Regions from separate parts of the Homo sapiens genome. Here region 2 is linked to region 1. The links are chromatin loops, found by intact Hi-C in ENCODE. Cell type or tissue: transverse colon. All regions are shown on one strand. Links, peaks and the distances in the headings refer to the core of each region. The heading gives the core; the rest is flanking DNA.

Region 1 (4,400 bases), core at 98-4,097:
TGTCTTTTGTGAAGTCTTTTGTCCAGTTTGTGTGTGTGTGTGTGTGTGTGTGTGTGTGTTTGGGGGGGACAGAGAGTCTTGCTCTGTTGCCCAGGCTGGAGTGCAGTGGCGCGATCTTGGCTCACTGCAACCTCCACCTCCCAGGTTCAAGCGATTCTCCTGCCTCAGCCTCCCAAGTAGCTGGGATTATAGGCGCCCACCACGCGCGGCTAATTTTTTTGTAGTTTTAGTAGAGATGGGGTTTCACCATGTCAGCCAGGCTTGTCTCAAAACTCCTGACCTCGTGATCCGCCCGCCTCTGCCTCCCAACGTGCTGGGTTTACAGATGCGATCCACCACGCCCGACGTTGTCCAGTTTTTAATTGGGTTGTCTGTCTGTTAAAAACTTGATTTGTAGGAGTTTAAAGTATATTTTACTAATAAAAAAGAATGGTAATTGTTCTCTGCATAATATTTAGAAAATAAGGCCGGGCACAGGGGTTCAAGCCTGTGATTTCAGTGCTTTGGGATGCCAAGGTGAGAGGATCCCTTAAGGGAAGGAGGTTGAGACCAGCCTGGGCAGAATACTGACACCCCATCTCTACAAATAATATAAAAAAGTTAGGTGTGGTGGCATGCACCTGTAGTCCCAGCTACTTGGAAGATTGAGGCAGGAGGATCACTTGAGCCCAGGAGCTCGAGGTAACAGTGAGATATGATCACACCACTACACTCCAGCCTGGGCAACCTCAAGATCCTGTCTCTTAAAAAAAAAAAAAAAAAGGAGGTGGGGGAAACGAAATAAAGAATAGAAGGAAAGTAGAGATTGTGTTAGATCCTAGAATGTGAAGATAAGTAAAATGATCTCCATGTTCTCTGTACCCGCGTTCTAGAGAGGGATGTAGGTAAATGGATATAAAATACACTGCCATAAATTTTATGAAGAAGAATGTTTAGGGTGCTATAATTTGCTCAACACTTCATTATTTTTGCTTTCTTGATATTTTAAATAATACTATGAATGTTTAATCGATAAAACACTTCTTGTTTTAGAATATTTTATTTGTATAAATTTTTTTAGGAATTGCTGGATCTTGCCAGGCACAATGACTCATGCCTGTAATCCTAGCACTTTGGGATGTGGAGGCGGGAGGATTGCTTGAGCCTAGAAATTGGAGACTAGCCTGGACAACATAGTGAGGTCCCATCTCTAAAAAAAAAAAAGGGAAGGAATTGCTAAATCAAAGGATGTGAGGATTTTAAAGCTCTACACGATCAATCGGATCATCCTAAATAATTTATCGAAACAGTGGAAAAATATGTTCCACAATAAAGCATACCTCTTTGGTGACCAAAATGTGGCATTGATGAATATTGGGGGGTTCCCCCTAAAACTTTAACCCCCTTTGTGTTGGCACATTCATGAGATAATTCTGTTGATTAGGTTATAGTTTTTTTTTTAAATCAAAGAATAAAACATGGTCTCCTTGATTAGAGTTAGATATTCCTTGCTTCCTTGAATGAATTCCTTTTTCTTTTTCTGTTTTTGAGATGGAGTCTTGCTGTGTTGCCCAGGCCTGTAGTACATTGGCACGATCTCCACTTACTGCAACCTCTGCCTCCCAGGTTCAAGCAGTTGTGCCTCAGCCTCCCGAGTAGCTGGGACTACAGGTGTATGCCACCATGCTTGGCTAATTTTTTTGTATTTTTAATTTTTTTTTGAGATGGAGTCTCGCTCTGTCACCCAGGTTGGAGTGCAGTGGCAGGATCTCGGCTCACTGCAAGCTCCATCCCCTGGGTTCAAACGATTCTCCTGTCTCAGCCGCCTCCCAAGTAGCTAGGATTACAGGCGTGTGCCACCACTCCCTGCTAATTTTTGTATTTTTAGTAGAGAGGGGATTTCACTATGTTGGCCAGGCAGGTCTCGAACTCCCAGACTCAAGTGATCTGCCCACCTCGTCCTCCCAAAATGCTGGGATTACAGGTATAAGCCACTGCACCCGGCCATTTTTTTGTATTTTTGTAAAGGCAGAGTTTCGCCACATTGGCCAGGCTGGTCTGGACTTCAGGTTGCCCTGGCCCCTTAAAGTGCTGGGATTACAGGCATGAGCACCCAGCCTAGTTCCTTTTTCAAATGAATAGCACATAAGTATATGCTGGCTCTTACTAACTTTACTCTGGGAGAAAAAAACATAGCTCCAATTTTCTTTTCATTATAGGCTCTTTCTTGAATAGAATACTTGCATAGAAAAGCAATAGCTTATACATTGGTGAGGGGAGTGTTTACATTGCCCCCAACATACTGTTTAATGCATAACATACATTATTTTATTTAATTATCACATAGTATCTGTAAAGAGGAACTATATTATTTTTAATACTATTAATATGCTATATAATATGTATATATATGTTTCTACTACTTATATATCATGCAATGTGTACATTATAGCTGACATAGAGACTCAGCAGTTTGTACTCTGGATAAGTTTGTTACATTTAATTTTTTATTTTTCTTTTTAGTGACAGGGTCTCACACTGTTGCCCATGCTTGAGTGCAGTGGCACAATCATAGCTCATTGCAGCCTCAAACTCTGGGCTCAAGCGATCCACCTGCCTCAGCCTCCTGAGTAGCTGGGACTAGAGGTGCATGCCACCACACCTGGCTAATTTTTGTCTTTTTGGCAGAGACAAGGTCTCACTCTTTTTCCCAGGCTGGCTTTGAATTCCTGGGCTTAAGCAATTCTACCTTGGCTTCCCAAAGTGTTGGGATTACAGGCGTGGGCGACTGCACCCAGCTGTGTTTCACTTTCTTGCTGGTGTTTTTGGAAGCACAAAAGTGATTAATCCTGATAAAAACCAGTTTGTCTATTTTTTTCTTTGGGGAGCTTTTGGTATGTTCAAGGAGGGGGTCAAACTTGATTCTTCTGCATGTGACTAGCCTGATGTTCCAGCACCATTTGTTGAAAATAGTTTTCTTTTCTCATTGAATTATCTTGGTATTCTTGCCAAAGATCAGTTGTCTATAAATATGAGAGTACATCTCTGGACTCTTCTGTTCCATTGGTCTATATGTCTGTCCTTAGGCTAGTACTGTACTGTAGCTTTATAAGTAAGGTTTGAAATCAGAAAGTGTGAGTCTTTTTTGTTGTTGTTGTTCTCCCTTTTCAGGATTGTTATGGCTATTCTTAGTCCCTTGTATTTCCATGTGAATTTTAGGATCAACTGTCAATTTCTGCAAATGAGCCAGCTAGAATTTTGATAGAGCTACATTTAATTTTTTTTAATGAACCCACATTGAAATATTCAACGATTGCCAAAACATTATCACCCCAAACCCACTGTTTATCTTAGAGTTCATTCTTGGTGTTGTACATGGATTTGCCATGTATAATGACATGCATCCACCATTATAGTATCATACGTGTAGTTTTACTGCTCTAAAAATTTTCCGTGTTCCATCTGTTCATCCCTCCCCCCAACACCTGACAACCACTGATGGTTCTATTGTCTCCATAGTTTTGCCATTTGCAGAATGTTGCATATTTGGAATCATACAGTATGTAGCCTTTTCAGATTGGCTTCTTTCATGTAGTAATATGTATTTAAAGTTCCTCCATGTTTTTCATGGCTTGATAGCTCATTTATTTTTTAGTGCTGAATAACATTCCATTTGCATTGATATACTGTAGTTTATCTATTTACCTATCGAAGGACACCATAGTTACTTCCACATTTCGATAGTCATGAATAAAGCTCCTGTAAACATTTGTTTCTGGGTTTTGGTTGGATGTATTTTTCAACTCCTTTGGGTAAATACCAAAGGGTGCAATTGCTGGATCAAATGGTAATAATATGTTTAGTTGTGTGAGAATTATCAAACTGTCACCCTAAGCATACCATTTTTGTTGTTGTTGTTGTTGTTATTGTTTTTTGAGATGGAGTCTCGCTGTCACCCAGGCTGGAGTACAGTATGGCGTGATCTCAGCTCACCACAACCTCCACCTCCCTGGCTCAAGCGATTCTCGTGCCTTAGCCTCCCGAGTAGCTTGGATTACAGGCACGTGCCACCATGCCCAGCTAATTTTTGCATTTTTAGTAGAGACGGGGTTTCACCATGTTGGCCAGGCTGGTTTCAAACTCCTGACCTCAGGTGATCCTCCCGCCTTGGCTTTCCAAAGTGCTGGGATTACTGGCGTGAGCCACCGTGCCTGGTCGCAAAGCATACCATTTTGCATTCCCACCAGCAGTAAATGAGAGTTTCTGTTACCACACATCCTTGCCAGGACTTAATGTCAGTGTTTTGGATTTTCACCATTCTGATAGGTGTGTGTGGTATTTTTTGTTTTAATTTGCAGTTCTCAGTGCTTCTCAGTACCTCCCACCCACCTTATCTGGGACAGGATGGCTGGAGGGGCTGG
Region 2 (4,400 bases), core at 102-4,101, 380 kb after region 1:
TATTTTGATTTCCTTCAAGGTGCAGCATATATTACTAACATGCTATCAGTAGTTTGCAGAACTTGGGCTACTATTTAGTTTTTAATATTTAACTTTATAAGGGATGCAAAAACCCTAAGTCATCATGGCTGTGCTTAATTGAGCTCCGTGAAAGTGGTTCTCTCCACTCACCTGTTGTCCTGAAATTCTGACTTGAAGATAAAATTATCCTTTTTTAAAAACAGTGAAAAACCTGAGACTCGACAATGTTATAGGCCACTAGATCAAAGTCCATATGTCCACAATCCTCTGCCTGCAATTTTGAAATCTCTACAGCCCTGAATTAAAAAGATTTTTCCCCCTAAATTTATGATACGCTCATTTGGAAGTAAAGCCTATCTTGAACTGATGTGTGGCTATTTATAATCTTTATCATGCTTAGTGTAAATATTTGTTTGTTGTACTATAGATATATTAATATGCTTGGTTGTGGAATTAATATCCTTGGCTACCCTAGACCTCACTGCAGGTGACACAATTTATGTACTGTATGTATGTATATGTGTGTGTGTGTGTGTGTGTGTGTATCCTTTCTAAAATCAATCCTTCCTTCCTTCCTCTCTCTCTCTTGTTTTTTTTTTTTTTTTTTTTTTTTTTGAGACAGGGTCTTGCTTCGTTATCCAGGCTGGAGTTTAGTGGCATGATCATAGTTCACTGTAGCCTCAAACTCCTAGGCTCAAGTAATCCTTCCACCTCAGCCTCCCCAGTAACTAGGAATATAGGCATTTGCCACCTCTCCTGGATGCCACTTCATTCTTTTTTTTTTTTTCCCTTTGAGACAAAGTCTGGCCCTATTACCCAGGCTGGAGTGCAATGGCATGATTCAGCTCACTGCATCCTCTGACTCCTAGGCTGAAACCATCCTCCCACCTCAGCCTCCCAAGTAGCTGGGACTACAGGTGCACACTGCCACACCAGGCTCATTTTTGTATTTTTTGTAGAGATGGGGTTTCACCATGTTGTCCAGGTTGGTCTTGAACTTGTGAGCCCAAGTAATCCTCCTGGCTCGGCCTCCCAAAATGCTGGGATTGCAGGTATGACCCACCACACCCAACCCAAATTGTCTTACCTTTCTAAAATTGTGAAGGCTGGGCACAGTGGCTCATGCCTGTCATCTTAGCATTTTGGGAGGCCAAGGTGAGAGGATCACTTGAGGCCAGGAGTTCAAGGCCAGCCTGGGCAACAGAGTAACACTCCATCTCTACTTTAAAAATAAATAAATAAATAAATAAATAAAATTGTCATTTCCAAAACACATCTGATCCAAAGGTCTTGGGATAAGGGATGTGGACATGTATTTGTAATCTAGTGACCTAGGAATTTACATGCTAGAGATGGTTCAGAAGTCAGCATTACCGCCCTCTGAGGCACTGCTGAGAGGCTTTACAGGGTGACATACTCCTCTGAATTCAGAAAGATCACTGATTTTACACCCAGCCTTTGTGGTTGAGAAAAACCTTTAAGGAAGACTTAAATTAACCAGGTTTATAGTGACTGTGGTACAAATGTACCTTTGGATCCATACCTAGGTTCAAATCCTGTTTCTCTCACTTGCTATCTGTGAGTCTGTGGACAAGTTACTCCAACCTTTCTGTCACTGATTCCTCAGTTATAAAATGAGTATAACATGCCAGGCATGTTGGCTCACGCCTGTAATCCACCACTTTGGGAGGCTGAGGTGGGTGGATCACATGAGGTCAGGAGTTCAAGAACAGCCTGACTAACATGGTGAATCACCGTCTCTACTAAAAATACAAAATTAGCCGGGCTTGGTGGCGCATGCCTTTAATCCCAGCTACTCAGGAGGCTGAGGCAGGAGAATCAGAGGCTACAGTGAGCCGAGATCACACCACTGCACTCCAGCCTGGGCAACAAGAGTGAAACTCTGTCTCAAAAAAATAAATAAATAAAACTAAATAAAATGGGTATGATAAAAGAACCAATATCATAAGATCATTGTGAGAATTAAATAAAATAGTATTTAAAGCACTAGCACAGTGTCTGGCACATAAGTGCTCAGTAAATGATAACAAAAAGCTAAAGTTTATGGAGGTGTTTGACATAGTAATATTCACTAAATGTACACAGTGGTCACCATTATATGAATCAGTATTCCAATTTATTAATTCACAACAAGAAATATAACTTAAGAAGACTCTACATTTAGGCTATCTAACTGATACATTTATTCTCTGAATGCAAACTCTTTGGGATGCCAAATTATAAGCAGCATCAGACCAAAGTTATATGTTATAGGTATTTAGTGGCATTAGATATTGACATCAAGATGCAGTATCTCCATGTTAGAGACATACCTATTACCAGAATGTAACAGGTTTAATCTTTGGGTCAAAAAAACTTCTATCCTTGCCTTCTGATATTAGTTCTGGCCTTCTTTCTCTAGTTCTAAAATACTTAGTATAATGATCTCCAGGCTGTTCCATCTCTTAAAGATGATCTTGTATATATCTCTGTTTTGATATATGTCTCTTTTCTTTAAGGGAAGGCAGCCTTGTTCCCAGGATCTTGGAGAGACCCCCAAAATCACCATTACCTTGTTTACTGATATATTTTTGTATATTGAATCAATAGACATTAAATCTGATGCTCAAAATGAGACCATCTGTAACTGACAGGGAAAGGAGGGAAGGATGAGATAGTTATCTATGATAACTTGAAGGATGAGTGATGGGGAAAATTTCTCCATTATTGTGAGTCTGTGACTACTCAAGAGTTTTTGTTGGTGTAGCTTTCTGGAAGCATAATGACATTTGGGGCTATTGAGTGTCCCAAGGCAGTAACTGGGGAAGGGTCTCTAGTACATTAAATGCTATCAGGATGGCTTTAGGAGTCCGTGCTCTCTTAAATAGAAAGGAGACTACATTCTGGGTGTGGTGGCTCACACCTGTAATCCCAGTACTGCTTGAGGCCAGGAATTTGAGACCAGCCTGAGCAACATAGTGAGACTCTACCTGTATAAAAAAAATTTTTTTTAAAGAAAAGAAAGGCGGGGCACGGTGGCTCATACCTGTAATCCTATCACTTTGAGAGGCTGAGGCAGGCAGATCCCTTGAGTTCAGGAGTTAGTGACCAGCCTGGGCAACATGGTGAAACCCTGTCACTACAAAAAATACAAAAATATTAGCTGGGTGTGGTGGTGTGCCCCTGTAGTGAGCTATGATTGCACCACTGCACTCCAGCCTAGGTGACAGAGTAAGACTCTGTCTCATAAAAATAAAAATAAAAATCTGAACAGATGCAGTGGCTCACACCTGTAATCTTAGCACTTTGGGAGGCCAAGTCCAGAGGATTGCTTGAGGTCAGGAGTTCAAGACCAGACTGGCCAACATAGCAAGAATGCCTTAAAAAAAAAACTACAGGAGTGAGTGAGAGTTGCTGCTATCATTTCCTATTTTGTAACTGTTGTAATTAGTGTATCTTCGTAGAATTTTGTCAAGTACTATTTATTAATTTACTTTTATTGACGTATAATTTTCTTCCAGTAAAAAACACATATTTTAAGTGTATAATTAGTTGAGTCTTTGCATTTATTTACAGCCTTGTCACTAATATCCCAATCAAAATATGAAGCATTGTTATCTTCCTGCAAAATTCCCTCCTGTCCCTTTCCTGTCTGTCCCATGCCCTAGAACCAGCGTCTTGTGATTCCTGTCTTCATGGGTTAGTTTGCCTGTCAAGTTTTCCTCCTGTGTGCCAGTAGTAGATGGTCGAAGGTACAACACTGGCTATGTGTGCAACCTCATATGCACTTGGAAATGAACTAACATGTCTCTCAATGTGGAAACAGTGTTTACATTTATGCGTAAAGGAGAGGAACTGTTGTGACATTTGTCCACGTTCATTGTCCCCAGGTCTTCTACCATCAACATGTTAAATGTTCTTTGCAAAGTACAGTGTAGCAAGGGTAGCATATTGAGTTGGGGTGGTGGGGACAAGGATGAGTCAGAAACTACCTTTGGGAGAAGTGATGAGACATGCACATACGTTATTATCATGTAAGATAGAAATAATAAGTGCCTTAAGAAAAGTAATATGGCATGCTGTATATTAATAAGTTCAGAAGGAGACCTCACTTTTAGCTGTGAGAGATTCATAGCAAGTCAGTGAGTTTATTGCTTGATCTTCAACACAGTGTACTTTAAGCAAAGTAAAATTAACATTCAAATAAATTTAAGTGTCCTCATGTAACAGATTCGGGGAGGCATTCCTAGTTGTTTTTTTTTTTTTTTTTTTTTTTTTTGAGATAGGGTCTCGCTCTGTGGTCCAGGCTGGAGTGCAGTGGCGCAATCAGGGGTCATTGCAGCCTTGACCTCCTGGGCTCAGGCAATCCTCCTGCCTCA

The links. A loop is a pair of places that touch in the nucleus more often than their neighbours do. Peaks named below come from ENCODE experiments on the same cell type or tissue, not always from the same donor. Only the 100,000 strongest peaks of a DNase experiment are listed, where the experiment ranks them.
Region 2: a loop joins it to region 1, with 7 times the contacts of the local background. A loop is called at or near these places in 1 of 110 quality-filtered maps.

Annotation. Positions count from the first base shown.
Region 1 is chr1:51,252,778-51,257,177 of GRCh38, forward strand. All of the region lies in intron 1 of RNF11 (ring finger protein 11), which reads left to right. Among named protein-coding and RNA genes, the nearest start is that of RNF11, 19 kb to the left of the region's middle. In transverse colon, for the core only: no CTCF peak of the experiment used is centred there; no DNase peak of the experiment used is centred there.
Region 2 is chr1:51,635,543-51,639,942 of GRCh38, forward strand. The region is part of intron 1 of OSBPL9 (oxysterol binding protein like 9); the gene reads left to right. Among named protein-coding and RNA genes, the nearest start is that of OSBPL9, 21 kb to the left of the region's middle. In transverse colon, for the core only: no CTCF peak of the experiment used is centred there; a DNase peak (open chromatin) is centred at 1,774; H3K27ac peaks cover 352 bases.